Linked DNA regions of Mus musculus: region 2 is linked to region 1. The links are chromatin loops, found by intact Hi-C in ENCODE. Cell type or tissue: gastrocnemius. All regions are shown on one strand.

The links. A loop is a pair of places that touch in the nucleus more often than their neighbours do. Peaks named below come from ENCODE experiments on the same cell type or tissue, not always from the same donor. Only the 100,000 strongest peaks of a DNase experiment are listed, where the experiment ranks them.
Region 2: a loop joins it to region 1, with 6 times the contacts of the local background. A loop is called at or near these places in 17 of 42 quality-filtered maps.

The regions. Positions count from the first base shown.
Region 1 is chr14:31,362,218-31,370,217 of GRCm38, forward strand. It overlaps Capn7 (calpain 7), which reads left to right. Exons shown (of 21, transcript NM_009796.3): 13 at 1,262-1,406; 14 at 2,231-2,330; 15 at 3,239-3,374; 16 at 3,951-4,026; 17 at 5,839-5,984; 18 at 6,981-7,043; 19 at 7,504-7,634. Among named protein-coding and RNA genes, the nearest start is that of Capn7, 30 kb to the left of the region's middle. In gastrocnemius, no CTCF peak of the experiment used is centred here; a DNase peak (open chromatin) is centred at 3,329.
Region 2 is chr14:31,469,298-31,477,297 of GRCm38, forward strand. It overlaps a transcript of Mettl6 not described here. Among named protein-coding and RNA genes, the nearest start is that of Mettl6, 22 kb to the right of the region's middle. In gastrocnemius, CTCF peaks have their summits at 628, 3,365 (motif pointing left) and 4,181 (motif pointing left); a DNase peak (open chromatin) is centred at 3,354.

The sequences.
Region 1 (8,000 bases):
CCGCCATGAGTTGCATAGTAGTGATTTCCTAACTGTGATTCTGTAAAGACATTCTTTACTGGAGTATATGTAAACAAAATAAACTCTGGTCCAGTAATATATTTCATTAATAGTACTTTCAAGTTGCAGACTGTAGCATTGTTACCCAGCTGGAGCAGATTTTGTAGCCTATGGAGTGCTCCATTTTAAATTTGTATGTGAACCTTGTGCTGTCAAGGTTGATCTTTGCCCACAGCCTTGCTGTGTGTTAAAATTGAAGCTTTAACTAGGGTTCTCTATGTCTGAGTCTGAACCTTTCCTGGGTCCTTCCTTTACTGTGTCGTTTCGTTTCTGCTGTATTTAATCTTTGAAACATTTACTCAAATCTGACTTTTTTCTCAAATCTGACATTTTCCTTCCTTCCTCCCTCCCTCCTTCCCTCCCTCCTCCTTCCTTTTCCCTCCTTGTCCTCATCCTCTTCCTCCTCCTTTTTTCTTCTTTTTAGCAGGATGTGTTCCTGTGTTGCTCTAGTTGGCCTGGAACTTGGAGAGCTGTCTGCCTCTGCCTTTCAAGTGCTAAGATTAAAAGGCATATGCCACTGTGTCCTCCCAACTTTACATTTATGTTACTAGGCCTACAATACTTTTTTTTTGTATATAGTCTTAAAGCTACAATCTCATTTGTGACTTTTTCCACTTAGGATTTTCTTATATTAATACATTCCTATTTGTGCGTGCGTGCGTGCGTGCATGCATGCGTGCATGCGTGTGTGCGTGTAACATTCTTGCACAATCTGCGATCTTCATTTCAGTTTTCCCTACTCCTTTGAGTCATTTCTATGTCTTTTCCTGGAGGGAGTGTTCCTTACTTTACTCTCAGGCTCATCTGTGGTTCATGCTTTGCTTTTCAGTCCACACAGCCTTACAGTATTTCTTCCCTATCTAAGGCTTTCTCCTTTGCTGGGAATAGCTAGAACTGGGATGTTGCAGCATATGCCAAGGTTTCTAAAATTCTCTTTCATTTCTTCCTCTATTCTGGGTTAACTTGCTGTTTTTCTGTTTACCAGTAAGTATCTGCAGCCATATGCTCTTGATGTTTCTGATGCCTGAGATATGCCTCTGAAAAGTTTAGCAGAATTTTCTACTCTTTCATGTTCCCCCTTTATTAAGTCTTAAGTAATTAAAGTTCATTCTAAGAGTATTATAACTATATATAAGAGTATATAAGTATGTGGTAAATCTCTTTGTTGTTAATCGTTTTGTTTTGTTGTTTCTTAATACAGGGGCTGAGATTTATTCAGTTAAAAAACCCTTGGAGCCATTTACGCTGGAAAGGAAGGTACAGTGAGAATGATGTGAAAAACTGGACCCCAGAATTGCAGAAGTATTTAAACTTTGATCCACGAACAGCTCAGAAAATAGATAATGGTAAGTGTGTCTGTAATTTACTGCCATTTTAGGAGTGTGAAGGGCGTACAAGTGTATACGTGTATATGCACATGGATGTGTACAAGTGTATCCGTGTGTATGCACATGGAGGCCACGGTTCAACAATAGGCATCTTCCCTTCCACTCAGCAAGGAGCTCACCGACGGGCTAACTTGTCTGGCCAGCAAGACCCCAGGCTCCAGCTGTCTTTGCCTTCCCAGCACACACTGGTATCCCAGCTTCTGTGTGAGTGCTGGAGACAGAGCTCAGGGCATCATGCTTGTGCAGGAAGCCAACTCCCCAGTCTGTCTATTTATGTTTGTGTTTTGCCTACGTCTGTGTATGTGCACCACATATGTACAGTGCCTGCAGAAGTCAAAAGAGGGCGCCAGGTCCCCTGGAACTAGACACAGTGTGGGTTCTGGAAACCAAATCCATGCCCTCCACAAGAGCAGCGAGTGTTTTAACCCCTGAGCTAACCCTGTAGCTTCAGTAGCCTTCAGTGTCATTTTAAATAACCTGTTTTCAAGATGAGATGTACTTAGACAGTCTCAACAGCCTCTTTTATTTTATTTTTATTTTATTTGATGTATATAGGTGTTTGCCTACATGCATATCTTGCACTCTGTGTGTTCTTGGTGCCCTTAGAGGTGGATCCCTAAAACTTAAATTAGAAAACATTGCTAGTCATCATGTGGGTGCTGGGAGAGAATCTGGGCCCTTTGAAGAGTAGCCAGGTACTCTTAACCATTGAACTTCTTCCAGCTTGCTTAAGTTGTTTATTGCTAATTCCTTTTAGATTAACAAAGACATTTAATTTTTAGGAATATTTTGGATTTCCTGGGATGATCTTTGCCAGTATTATGATGTAGTTTATTTGAGTTGGAATCCAGCTCTTTTTAAAGAATCAACTTGCATTCACAGGTAAGTTTTTATACATTTTAGACTATGCTTTATAATATTCTCTACATTTGAAAGATTTAAAATTTTTTAAAAATTATGTGGAGATAGGAATGGGGCTTTGTCCATGAGTACAGGTGTCTGGGAGACTAGAAGAGGGCGTTGGGTGCTCTGGAGCTGGAGTTATAGACAATTGTAAGCCGCCCAGGGTGGGTGCTGGGAACTGAGCTGTGGTTATCTATCTGCAGCAGCAGTACATGCTCTTAACCACAAGCTGCCTTTGCAGTGCCTGTTCCCCACATCACAATTCTCAAATAGTGACCAAATCAGGAGGATCATCAACCCCTCTTTTGGTCATTGCCAGTAGCCATTTTTTTTTTTACTACTTTATTACACCAAAAACTTTTTAAAGGATAAAACAAAAATCCTGATAGCTGTTATGTGCACGCCTTTAATCGCAGCTCTTGGGAGGCAGAGGCAGGCAGATTTCTGGGTTCAGGGTCAATTTGGTCTACAGAGTGAGTTTTAGAACAGCCAGGGCTACACAGAGAAGCCCTATCTCAATCAATCAATCAATAATAATAAATAATAAATAAACAATCCTGATAGCTTAATTGCATTTGAAACACATCACTATCTAAAGTAGTATTTAAAAGGTTAGCCATGAACAGGAGAGATGGCTGAACAGTTAAAAGTTCTTGTTCCTGCAGAGAACCCAGGTTCAGTTCCCAGCACCCACAAAGTGACTGGCAGCCATGTGCAAATAATTCTGGGGGATCTGATGCCCTCTTCTGAACTCTGTAGGCACCAAGCAAACATACATAGGCCAAACATTCATACTTCTAAAATTAAAAAATATCAAAAATATTTATTTTTAAAATGTTTACCTGCATGAGAAATTTAACCATTGATGTCTTTTTGTTTATTTTTAGTACTTGGGATGCTAAACAAGGACCTGTGAAAGATGCTTATAGCCTGGCCAACAACCCCCAGTACAAATTGGAGGTGCAGTGTCCACAAGGGGGTGCTGCAGTTTGGGTTTTGCTTAGTAGACACATAACAGACAAGGTACAGATATCCTTCTAATAACACACCCACAATTCAGAAATTCTTTCAAATATAATTAACTGTTAGGTCCATAATTTTATCACTATTCATTTCCATTTATATAAGTGCTCTGAAAATGTTTTCTCAAGTAAATGAGTATCATTAGGTAGATTTTATTTTATTTATATTTTAGATTTTGTCTTATTTTTATTTTTTTACTGGTCCAGTGGATTGGAGAGGGCTTTATTTGGTCCCAGGGTAAATTTCCTTATTTTATAATTAGATACTGAAGTCTTATTCAGATTCTCTAAAGGAGGAGCTTGCTTTTCAATGAGAACATGAAGGTTGATACATTCTTTAAAACTTACTAAGATTACTATATTCTGGAAGAGATTTGAAAAGTAGGTCATTAGTTTTGATTGTAGAAAGGCTAATTATAATCTTAATCATTTACATAGTAGTCATTTATTCAGAAAAATATGGCTTCTGTAGAACTAAATAGCTGAGGTGCTCTTGAAAATTAGTTTTCTAAACACTTAGAATAGAGAACATCTTGAGTCCGTTTTCCTAACCACTGTGGATTCTCTGTGATTTTAGGATGACTTCGCAAATAACCGTGAGTTTATCACAATGGTTGTGTACAAGACTGATGGCAAGAAGGTTTACTACCCAGGTAAGCCCTGCTGAGCACATGCTGCCGCATTCTCAGACACTGAGCTGGAGAGGAAAGGCTTATGTAGATGGCATGCAGAAATCAATTATAATTATGCTGGTAGACTAACAAAACCCAGCAAAGCATACTGGGTATTTAGGTTGATGTATATGTAAAACGTTTTAATTTTGAAACTCTTAAAATTTAGGCTTATATACTTTTGTACATAATCATCAGAACTTAATTTCTAAAATGTGCCAAGGTTTATAAAGCATCAAAAAGGGAACAGAGGTAAAATGACATGGTCTGATTTTGTCTTTTTAAGAGCATTGGTTTCTTCTAAGCATTTATTACAGCCCCAAATGAGGCAGTTTTATTTGAGAAATGCTGGTGACTTGACCTTGGGTAGTTGTAGAGTAAGACCAAGAGGACAGATTTGAATTTCAGTAGGATTGTACAAGGAGTTCCTGAGCTGATGGAGGCTGATTCTGGGGTTTAAGTAAAACCAAGCTGTAGTAGTTATTAAGATGGGTGAGCATTGGTCATATTGTAAGATTTCGTTACAGAGTAAACTCGGAAGTTAATTTTTGGCTTGTTAGATTTGAGGCACTAAGACTTCCGGGTAAGGATGCCAAGTGGGCATTGATTTGAGTGGGGGCTTGAGGTCCAGCTTGATGAGTCAGGCACAGGAGGAGGCAGCATCTGAAGCCTGGACTCTGTAAATCCTGAGGAAAGCCACAGCTAGAGCTGGATGCCCAGGACGTGCATCTGTAGCTGGGCAGAGGAGTTGGTACTGTTACTAGAAAACTCAGTCAGGATGTGATGAAGCAATTGATGGTACAGTGAGGCTTGATAGAATCTTAGCAAAGGAGAGGAAAAGAGCACACCTCTATCTCCTGCTCTCCAAGGGGTCAGAGAAGATGCCGTTGGACTTAGCATCGTGTAATCATTGTTGACCTTGATTGTTGAGAAAAGGTTGTCAGGAAGGTAGGACTGGAGAGGATTGGTCATAAAGGAAAAGATGCATTCTTCACCATTACACTGGTCAGCACAGGCACTGAGCCTCACCAGTCAGTCTCTCTCACTTCTGCAGACACATGACACATGAAGTCCAGTGGGCCATACCAAGCCAAGCTAGCTATTTTCAAATGTTGATCATTATATAACTAAAAAAAAAAAAACAAAAAAAACCACACAAATATTTTCCTAGAGTGAAAATTTTACATGGTTTTATACTTTGAAATACATTTACTACTACTTTTACTTTTAAAACTTAAGTTTATTTTTTCTTATGTTTTCTTAATTGAACAGTGCTGCCCTCTTTTCTGTGAATTTTTTTCAGGATACTTCTAGGGTACAGTTTTATTTTCATCACACTAGGTAGTTTTGCTCTCCATTAATGAAAGAATAAACAGGAGACACAAATTGAAAACTTAGCCCATGGGCTGGTGAGATGGCTCAGTAGATAAAGGTTGTCTGCTGCCAAGTCTGACAGCCTGAATTCAGTCCCTGTGACCCATATGGTGGAGGGGGAGAAATGACTCAGGTTACCCTCTGACTTCCATGGTGGGTGTGCAGACACACAAACCACTGTTAACAACCCTTTATAAAAGTCTGAGAAAAATCCCTACCAAATCACTGATTAGCGAAAGGAAAATAAGATGAGTCATTAGGGGGACTTTAAGAAGCTAGTTTAACATGCCTAAGGTTTATTTAGTTCTACATTAGGGGTGGGTAATGTTAATAATGTGTTTATATGCTTTTTTGTATCTTAAAAAGACAAAGCTAATCCTGACTTTGAAAATCTTTTCTGTAAACATGATATCTGTGCAGCTGACCCACCTCCATACATTGATGGGATTCGAATTAACAGCCCTCATTACTTGACTAAGATAAAGCTGACCACGCCCGGGACTCACACCTTCACCCTAGTGGTTTCTCAGTATGAGAAACAGAATACGATTCATTACACAGTCCGGGTAAGAGTCGTCAACCGTGAACCATGTAGTGACAAAATATAGTGAAACAGAGTTTATGACAGGCTCTGCTTTCTATGTGGGATCACTTGAAGTGTTTTCTCTGAGACAGACTCTTGCTATGCATTTTAGCCTAGCTTTCTAGCCCAGGCTATCTTGAATTCATATACTCTGACCTCAACTTCTGGAGTGCCAGGGAAAAAATTCTATTTCTGAAAATCATTTTCTACTTTTATATTTTTATCAATTAAGTAATTATGCTTTCTGGGAAAAAAAAAAAAGTGAGTTGTGCTGGGTAGTCGTGGCAAACACTTTTAATCCCAGAATTTGGAAGTAGAGGCAGGTGGATCTCTGAGTTTGAGGTCAGATCTACAGAACAAGTTCCAGGACAGCCAGGTCTACACAGAGAAACTGCCTGGAAAATTAAAAAAAAAAAATTGTATTTTACTTTGAGTAACATTTTGAATGAACATATTTTCTTCATAATGGTTTATTCCTGAGATGTAGATTAATAAATGCAATTAAATGACAATTTTCAATAGGGCATGATGGTGGAGGCAGCACACACCTATAATCCCAGAGGCAAGAGAATCTCAAGTTAAATGCTAGCTTGAAACCTCATCTTAAACGCCCCCAAAACAAAAACAATTTTTAACTGTTTTTATTACAGTGCTGTCACATTGCTGGGAAGGTCACTTGCAATTTTCTTGTACATAGGATTGTCACATACAAGGAATTCAATTTGGATGGATTTATAATGATAAAATACATTAGGAACTGTTTAATATTTCTTGGCTCTTCAGTCAGAGAAGCCAATTGTCCTGAGTCATACACCGTGACAGTCAAGACAAAGCCCTGGTTCCTGGTTACTTCAGTGTGATTGATCCCAACTAGTATTTGAGGTGTGGAACAGATCAGGGTGCTCCGTGATCACTTTGATTGTCCTATGATGTTTCTCAGGATAATCTTTAGTGGGCCTGTTTTCTTGTTTAAATCTAGGTGTATTCAGCCTGCAGCTTTACTTTTTCGAAGATCCCTTCACCATACACCTTATCCAAACGGGTAAGAAATTCTGTGGATTGTAATCTGTTTGTAGCCTTTAGAAATTCATTTCCTTTCATTTCTCATTATTAAGTAAACTCTTTTAGGAGTTTTACAGAAATACAAGGGAAACTACTGTTTATTTTGGTCCGAATACAAGATCTGTGTTGTGAGTACAGTGAGCAGTATTGTTTCTGTGGAAATAGAAACATGTAATTCTAGAGAGAAAATTAGCTGTATTTTTGCTTGTTAGCAGTCCACGGAGATGAACTCCGAGAGAATTTGAAAATAGCTTGCAGTGTGGGTAAAACAGATGTGCAGAAGATTCCTGAGAGAATTTCTGGCAGGGAGAGAGATTTTATACTTGAGAGGTGGGGTACAGTAAAGCAGCTTGTGTGGGTGAAGACTTGACTGTCTGTGACAAACCAGAGTGGAGAAATCAGAGTGTGAAATTTACTAATACAGAAACTTTACTTTACAGATAAATGGAAAGTGGAGTGGTCAAAGTGCTGGAGGATGTGGAAATTTTCAGGAGACTCACAAAAATAACCCCATCTACCAATTCCATATAGATAAGACTGGACCGTTATTGATTGAGCTGAGAGGACCAAGGTTTGTATGAGTAGCTCTGTGTGTGTGTGCGCACGCCCCCCCCCCCCCCCCATGAATGTTAGGCATCCACCCTGCCACTGAGCTTTGTCCTAAGCTGTATCCTCACTGACTCAGAATCATCCTTAGTTTTAAGTTAATGATCCGATGTGTGGATAATGATGGCACTACAGGTAGAGGCCAGTCGTCAGTAAGTGGTATGAAATTCAGCATCCACACACATATAATAGTGATTTGACCCATCTCACATCAGGGCTAAAACTCAGTTCTAGGTTACAGATTAGATATAATACAAATGGATATCTGGTATGAAATGCAGCTCAACATGTTTTTCTGTGAGTTAGCGGTTCTTGGAATGCCATATGGGCC
Region 2 (8,000 bases), 110 kb after region 1:
ATCATAGTCAGCTGCTGTGGACAGTCTGAAGCAGCCTCATATCCCACACCTGGGATTAAAATGAAAACATATTATAATTATTTTATGTCTTTTAGAGAAACCAAAATTCCAAAATAGCCACTACACCCAGTCCTAGCACTTCTGTGTATTTACCCAAAGGACTGAAGTCAATGACGTATCACAGACAGACACGTTCATCACTGTGTACTGCAGCACTGTGCACAGGTGAAAGTTATGGAACCAACCACAGTGCCATTAATAAAGGAACAGATACAGAAAGTGTGGTGTATACACACATCAATTTTAGCTATAAAGAAAAATGAAGTTGTGTTCTTTGCAAGAAAGTGTATTCAACTGGAGATAACTAAGTAAACTAAGCCACTCTCCTCTGATAGAGATTTGAGAGTTCTGCACAGATATATAAATCATGTATATACTTGTGTGAAAATGACCTTGTATAACACAGTACCACGTGCAAAGAATATAACCCGATGAAAATAATAAAGAACAACACTGACAGCTGGGCATAGCACACACATGTAATCCCAGCCCTCAGGAGGCAGAGCAAGAGGATCACTGCAATTTCCATACCAGCCTGGGCTACACAGTGACTCTAGCGCCATCTAAGTCTATGCAGCAGAACCCTGCCCAAACAAAACAAGGAGGAGGAGTTTCTGAGCTTGAGGACAGGTCTTTGGAAGTAACCTAGCCATATAAGAGGAGAGGAGATGGGAAAATTAAAAGGATGAAGCCAGCCTTTGAGCCTGAGGGTCACAATTAAACAAGCAAGCACTGACATAACGGGGTTCCATAAGGAGAGAAGCCAGTGCCCTAGAGAACCAATGCAATGGAATAGCTGCTGAAGTCAACATAGTGCTGTCATCCCCAGCACTTGGAAGGCAGAGTCAGGAAGAGCACGGGGAGTTCAAGGCTGGCTTTGTCTACACAGCAAGTTCCAGGCAGACAGCTACGTAGGGAGACCCAGAGACCCTGTCCTGTGTCTTAGTCAGCATTACTAATGCTGAGATGAGACCATGGCCGAAAACAAGGATTTATTTGACCTACATTTCCATGTTCATCTGTCCCAATGGTTCATCACCGAAGGAAGCCAGGACAGGAACTCAAACAGGGCAGGAACCTGAAGGCAGGAGCTGATGCAGAGGCCATGAGGGGTGCTACTTACTGGCTTATTTATACTGGTGTGCTCAGCCTGCTTTCTTATAGGGCACAGGACCACTAGCCCAGGGATGGCACCACCCACAATGGTCGGGGCCTTTCCCCATCATCACTAATTGAGAAAATGTTCTACAGGCTTGCCTGCCTATTCCCTGATCCTTTGGAGGTCTTTTTCCTTTTCTCTTTTTTTCCTTTCCTTTCCTTTTTTTTCTTTTCTTTCCCTTCCCTTTTTTCTTCCTTCCTTCCTTCCTTCCTTCCTTCCTCCCTCCCTCCCTCCCTCCCTCCCTCCCTTCCTTCCCTCCTTTCTCATTTGTTTTGTTTGTTTTGAGACAGGGTCTCACTATGTAGCTTGGCTCTAGCTGTCCTTATAACTCACTCTGTAGACCAGGCTGGACTCACAAGAGACCCACCTACCTCTGCCTCTCAAATGCTGGAATTCAAGGTGTGCACCACCACACTGGGCTTGGAGGCATTTGCTGAATTGAAGTTTCCTCCCCTCAGGTGACCTTAGCTTGTGTCAAGTTTACATAAAATTAGGCAGCACACTCCTGTCCGGGTGCTTGTGTTTGAGCCCCTGCTATGCTACTCCATGGAGCCAGAGATGATGCTATTCCTATCCCCCAGCTGTACCCACACTGCCATCTCTCCCAGCCTTGTGATCCAGCTACAGTGACTGCACAGGGCCCTGTACCCTCATGGCACCCACTGATCACAGAAAAAAAATTCACACATTTGAAAAGAGTAGATAGAAAGTTAAAAACTGAAGAAGTGTCTAACTTTATTTGGTTTTGTTTTCGAGACAGGGTTTCTCTGTGTAAGCCCTGGATGCCTTGGAACTCACTCTGCAGACCAGGCCTGCCTCTGCCTCCTGACTGCTGGGATTAAAGGCATGTGCCCCCCACTACCCAGTCTAACTTCATTTCTAATAAAAGGTTTGGCCTTAGAAAGAGAATACACACACACACACACACACACACACATATGTGTGTGTGTGTATGTATGTGTGTATATACATATACATGTGTGTGTGTGTGTGTGTGTGTGTGTGTGTGTGTGTAGGGAATACTTTCTTCCTAACAGAAAACATGGTTTTTCAGCGTGCCTTCTGCTTTCCCCCTTTCCCATTTCCCTTCCTTCTGTGGCAACTGTGGACTAGGAAACCTGCTGCTATCAAAGGCTACTGGGGCCAGGAGAGGGCTCAGCTCATCAAGGCCTTACCACCAAGTCTGAGGGTCTGAGTTCCATCCTGAGAGTCACATGGTGGAGAGAACCAACTCTTGGAAGCGGGTTCTTATGATTCCAGCCTGTGTATCCTTTACCACCCCCACTCAACACACAAAAGAGCGCTATGGATGACGTGAGGCAGACCTATATCCAAGACAGCCCTGACCTTGCTCTACCTTAATCTCAAGTACAGCACGTCACAGAGCCATTTGGGAAGAAAAGAGGACTATGGAGGATATATTTATCACATGGAAAAGTTTCAGATTGTTCATTAGATCCCTCAGACACCACGTTCTACAGTGTGCCTCCCTCAGACACCACGTTCTACAGTGTGCCTCCCTCAGACACCACGTTCTACAGTGTGCCTCCCTCAGACACCATGTTCTACAGTGTGCCTCCCTCAGACACCATGTTCTACAGTGTGCCTCCCTCAGACACCATGTTCTACAGTGTGCCTCCCTCAGACACCATGTTCTACAGTGTGCCTCCCTCAGACACCATGTTCTACAGTGTGCCTCCCTCAGACACCATGTTCTACAGTGTGCCTCCCTCAGACACCATGTTCTACAGTGTGCCTGGAGGCCTTGCAGACAGCAAAAGAGATTGCCTAGGAAGGTAAAACGTTAGTTGAAAGCAAACTGACCTCAGGAGACAGAAGTGGACTGAATGATGGGTAAAAAGTGGTTGCATTTTGTTTTGTCTAGTGAAGCACAAATTATTCTTGCCAGCTGACATTCAAAAAAATGTTCCCTGTGTACTATGTACTATAATTAAGAAGGCAGTAGATGCGCTGCCGTGGTAGCACACAGCTTTAATCCCAGCCCAGGGGCAGGAGGATCTCTGAGTTCAAGACCAGCACCAAGTTAGCCATAGGATCAAAAAAAAAAAAAAAAAAAAAAAAAAAAAAAGTCAATTTGAACATTGAGCATCTATCGCCACCTTGTGGTAGCCCAGATATCTGCAAGGATTCCAAAAATTAAGCCTTCTTGAAGAGGAGCTGGTTTGTGAGCTGTTTGGAACATTTGGACATAATCATCACGTGGGAGGCAGGAGGCTGAAGGCTAAATATATTAGAAATACCTCGCATATGACTGAGTTTCATACTGTTTATATTTTATATGGATGGTCTCACCTAGCCTAGGTGGCAGCTCTAGGTTCTGGGACATGGCTGATTGCATGGGGCAAGTCCTCTACTTGCTCCTGGATGGTCAAAGCCAAAGCCTGTTATGTTTTGTTAGTATTCATGTGTGCAGCCTGTTTAACTGTAGTATGAAGCATGTTACATGTGCACATAGGGTCTTGTAGAGAATTTATATTGTGAGGTATATTTCACACATAATTCCTCCAACTCTGACTAGTACTGTGTGCACAGCATCTTCTGAAGTGGTGTTAGGCAGAATTCAGTACGACTCTGGGGTCTGTTTTGCATGTATAAGGCAATGCCATCCAAGCCGACCCTTCTGTGAGACGGCTCAGTATGAGGTGCTTGCTGCCTTGCTAAAACCTTTATGGTCTAGGTTCTTTCACCTGTTTGACAACTGTACTTTATTCCTGGGTTAAGTTCAGGTGTATGTGTGCTGAGAGCCAACATTGCTCACTGTCAGACATGCCACTAAACTAGATTGAAATATTCCAAACTTTTGCAGCCTAGTTTTACTTTGTAAAAATCTGGGGTGTGGGCTAGAGACAGGGCTCTGCAGCGCTCTGTTTGCTCTCCCAGAGACCCCAGGATCAACTACCTGCCCCCACCTGGTGGAACTATCTGTAATTCCTGTCCCATGGGGATCCAGTGCCCTCTTCTGGCCTCTGGAGCACCAGGCATGCATGTGGTGTGTAACATTAATGAAGACAAACCACCATACACATAAGCTAATTATTTTCGTTAAAAAATTAAAGAATCTTGTAATATTGTGGAACACCTTTTGGGTATATGCCCAGGAGTGGCATAGCTGAGTCTTCAGGTAGAACTATTTCCAGTTTTCTGAGGAACCACCAGACTGATTTCCAGACTGGTTGCACCAGTTTTCAATCCCACCAGCAATGGAGGAGTGTTCCTCTTTCTCCACCCTGCCAGCATCTGCTGTCATCTGAGGTTTTGATCTTAGCCATTTTGATTGGTGTGAGGTAGAATCTCAGGGTCGTTTTGATTTGCATTTCCTTGATGACTAAGGATGTTGAACATTTCTTTAAGTGCTTCTTGGCATTCAAGATTCCTCTGCTGAGAATTCTGTTTAGCTCTGTAACACCCTCCCCCTCTTTTCTTTTAAAGATTTACTTGTACGGTATTGCTGTCTTCGACACACCAGAAGAGGGTATGAGATTCCATTACAAATAGTTGTGAGCTACCATGTGGTTGCTGGGAATTGAACTCAGGACCTCTGGAAGAGGAGTCAGTGCTCTTAACCGCTGAGCCATCTCTCCATCTCCTGTACCCCATTTTTAAAATTGGGATATTTGGTTTTTTGGAGTATAACTTCTTGAGTTCTTTATATATTGTAGATATTAGCTGTAGGCATATATTTTTCACAGCTACTTTAATAAGGGTTCAACCTCCCCTCTAGCCCACCACCTGCCAAGTGATAGTGGAAAAGAAAGGTTATCAGGATATGGGGGGAGTGGACCGGTTTTAGAAATAGCTCTTTGGGGCAATTTCAACCTTCATTGTTCTCAGTCCAGTCCACTATCAAACACCAAACATGAATCAGCAGCTGCAGACCAGTCCACTCAGCAGGCACCACACACGAATCAGCAAGGGCAGTTCAATCTAAAAGAAAACAACATGAGGCTTGCCAACAGGCAGCAAGAAATTGCAGGAACCTCATGAGTTCTTTGGTGAGTTTCTTTCTATGAAGTGCCCACAAGTGAACTTCAACAACATAGTGTAAGGTGAACCAATACATGCATGCAGTCATCGAAGAATGTCGAGGTGGAGCAAAGCAAACCAATGCTTGAGCTCCTACTGCCTTTGAGATATCTACATTCCTCCTGAATAACGTGCATCCTTTCACGTGTTTGCTATAGCAAAATATTCTTTCACCTATGTGCTCTAGAGAAACATCATTTGACATAACTTTCTAAGGAAACCAGAAGTTTCCACTTCAGTTAGCTCTCTATAGGGTTAGAGAAGATCTTTCTCTAATCTGTAGGCTGCTGTTTTGTCCTATTGACGGTGTCCTTTGCCTTACAGAAGCTTTTCAGTTTCAAGAGGTCCCATTTATCAATTGTTATCTTACAGCCTGAGCCATTGGAGTTCTGTTCAGGAAAATTTTTCCTGTGCCAATGCATTCAAGGCAATTTCCCACGTTCTCTTCTATTAGATTCATTATATTTGGTTTTATGTTAAGGTCCTTGATCCACTTGGACTTGAGCTTTGTGCAAGGTGAGACGTATGGATCAATTTGCATTCTACATGCAGAAGACCAGTAGTTGGAACAGCACCATTTGTTGAAGATGCTTTCTTTTTTTCCACTGTATGGTTTTGGCTTCTTTGTCAAAGAAAAAGTGTCTATAGGTGTGTGGGTTTATTTCTTGCGTCTTTGATTCCATTCCATTGATTAGCCTGTTTGTCTCTGTGCCAATACCATGTAGTTTTTAACCACGACTTTTCTGTGGTACATCTTGAGGTCAGGGATGGTGATTCTTCCAGAAGTTCTTGTTCATAATATTCGTAATATTATTCATAATAGCCAGAAACTGGAAGCAACCCAGATAACCTTCAGCTAAAGAATGGACACAGAAAATGTGGTTCACTTACACAATGAAATACTATTTAGCTATGAAAAACAAGGACATCATGAATTTTGCAGGCAAATGGATGGAACTAGAAAATATCCTGAATGAGGCAACCCAGACCCAAAAGGACATGCATGGTATGTACTCACTGATGGACAACCATAGTACAACTCAAAGACTATATGAAGCTTAACAAGAAGGAAGGCCCAAGTAAGGATGCTTCAATCCCACTTAGAAGGGGGAACAAAATAATCATGGGAGGCAGATGGAGAGAGGGACCTGGGTAGGATGGTGGGGGGCAGGAAGGGAAAAGGGGGCAGGATTAGGTATGGAGGGGGGAGTTAAGAGAAATGATTAGAGGGCCAGGAGAATGAATGAAAATATGCAGTTGCTGTGTGTGGGGTGGAGGTAACCTCTAGAAAGTCCTAGAGACTTGGGATGGGAGGTTTCTAGGATTCAATGTGGGTAACCTTAGCCAAAGTGCCTGATAATGGGGATATGGAAGGGGCCACCTCCACTGGTTAGACAGGGCCCACAGTGGAGGTATGGGGACACCAACCCACCTTCAAATTTTTCAACCCAAAACTGTTCCTAAAAGAAATGCAGGGACAAAAAACGAAGTAGAGACTGAATGAATTGTCAACCAGTGACTGGCCCAACTTAGGATCCATCCCATGGGCGGGCACCAATCCCTGACACTATTACTGATGCTATGTTATGCTTGCAGACAGGAGCCTAGCATGGCTGTCCTCTGAGAGGTTGTACCATCAGCTGACTGACTCAGATGCAGAGTATGTGCCTAGCACTTGAGGGCCTGGGTTCTAAAACAAGACACTAAATAGCTTAGCTAGGCATGGCGGTATATGCTTTCAATCCAAGCAGAGGCCAGCCTGATCTACAGAGTGTATTCTAGGCTAACCAGGGCTAGTAGCTCTAGTGACACCCCATCTTGATAATAGCAAAATTGCTTTTAGATTTATTAATGTATATGAATATGAATTTTGCCTGCATATATGTATGTACACCACCAGTGCCTGGTACCAGACAAAGTCAGATGAAACTGTTGGGTCTCCTGGAGCTGGAGCTGCAGATGGTTGTGAGCTACCAAATGGGTGCTGGGAATTGAACTTGGGTTCTTTCCAAGATAACCTGAGGTTGACCCCCTGAAACAGAGAGCAGAGAACTAACTCCTAAAAGTTGTCTTATCACTTACATGTACTGCATCAGCTCCTGCCTTCAGGTTCCTGGCATGTTTTGAGTTCCTATCCTGACTTCCTTCAATAATGGACTATGGATGTGGAAGCTTAAACCCTTTCCTCCTACCCTGCATTTGGTCTTGGCGTCTCATCATAGTAATAGTAACCCAAATTAAGACATCAAGAAACAATGGTTTAATTATGCTAAGCTTTTAATATTTTCCTACATCATTCCCCAGCATCAAATTACTATTTCTTTAAAATTGCATTGTTAGGATGATTTTTAAAATTACTGTTTAGAGGGTCTGGAGAAATGGCTCCATCTTTAAGAGCACGGGCTGCTATTTCCCAGGACCTAGGTTTGATTCCCAGCACCCATACAGTGACTCAAGACTCAGCTGTGTCTTCAGTCCTAGGGACCTGACAACCCCCGGCCTCCGTGGAAACCACACATGAATATAGTATACAGAGATATCTGCAAACAAAATACCTATACACGCAAACTAAAATGTATTAAAGGGTTTAGTGCTTAAGGGTCAAGACACAGGACTTGGGGTCAAACTCTGAGCATCCATATAAAAGAACAGGGCACGACCCTACAGCACCAACACTGGGAAGTGGGCACTGAGGGGTTCAATGACAAGCTCCAGGTCAGCAAATGACTGTCTCCAG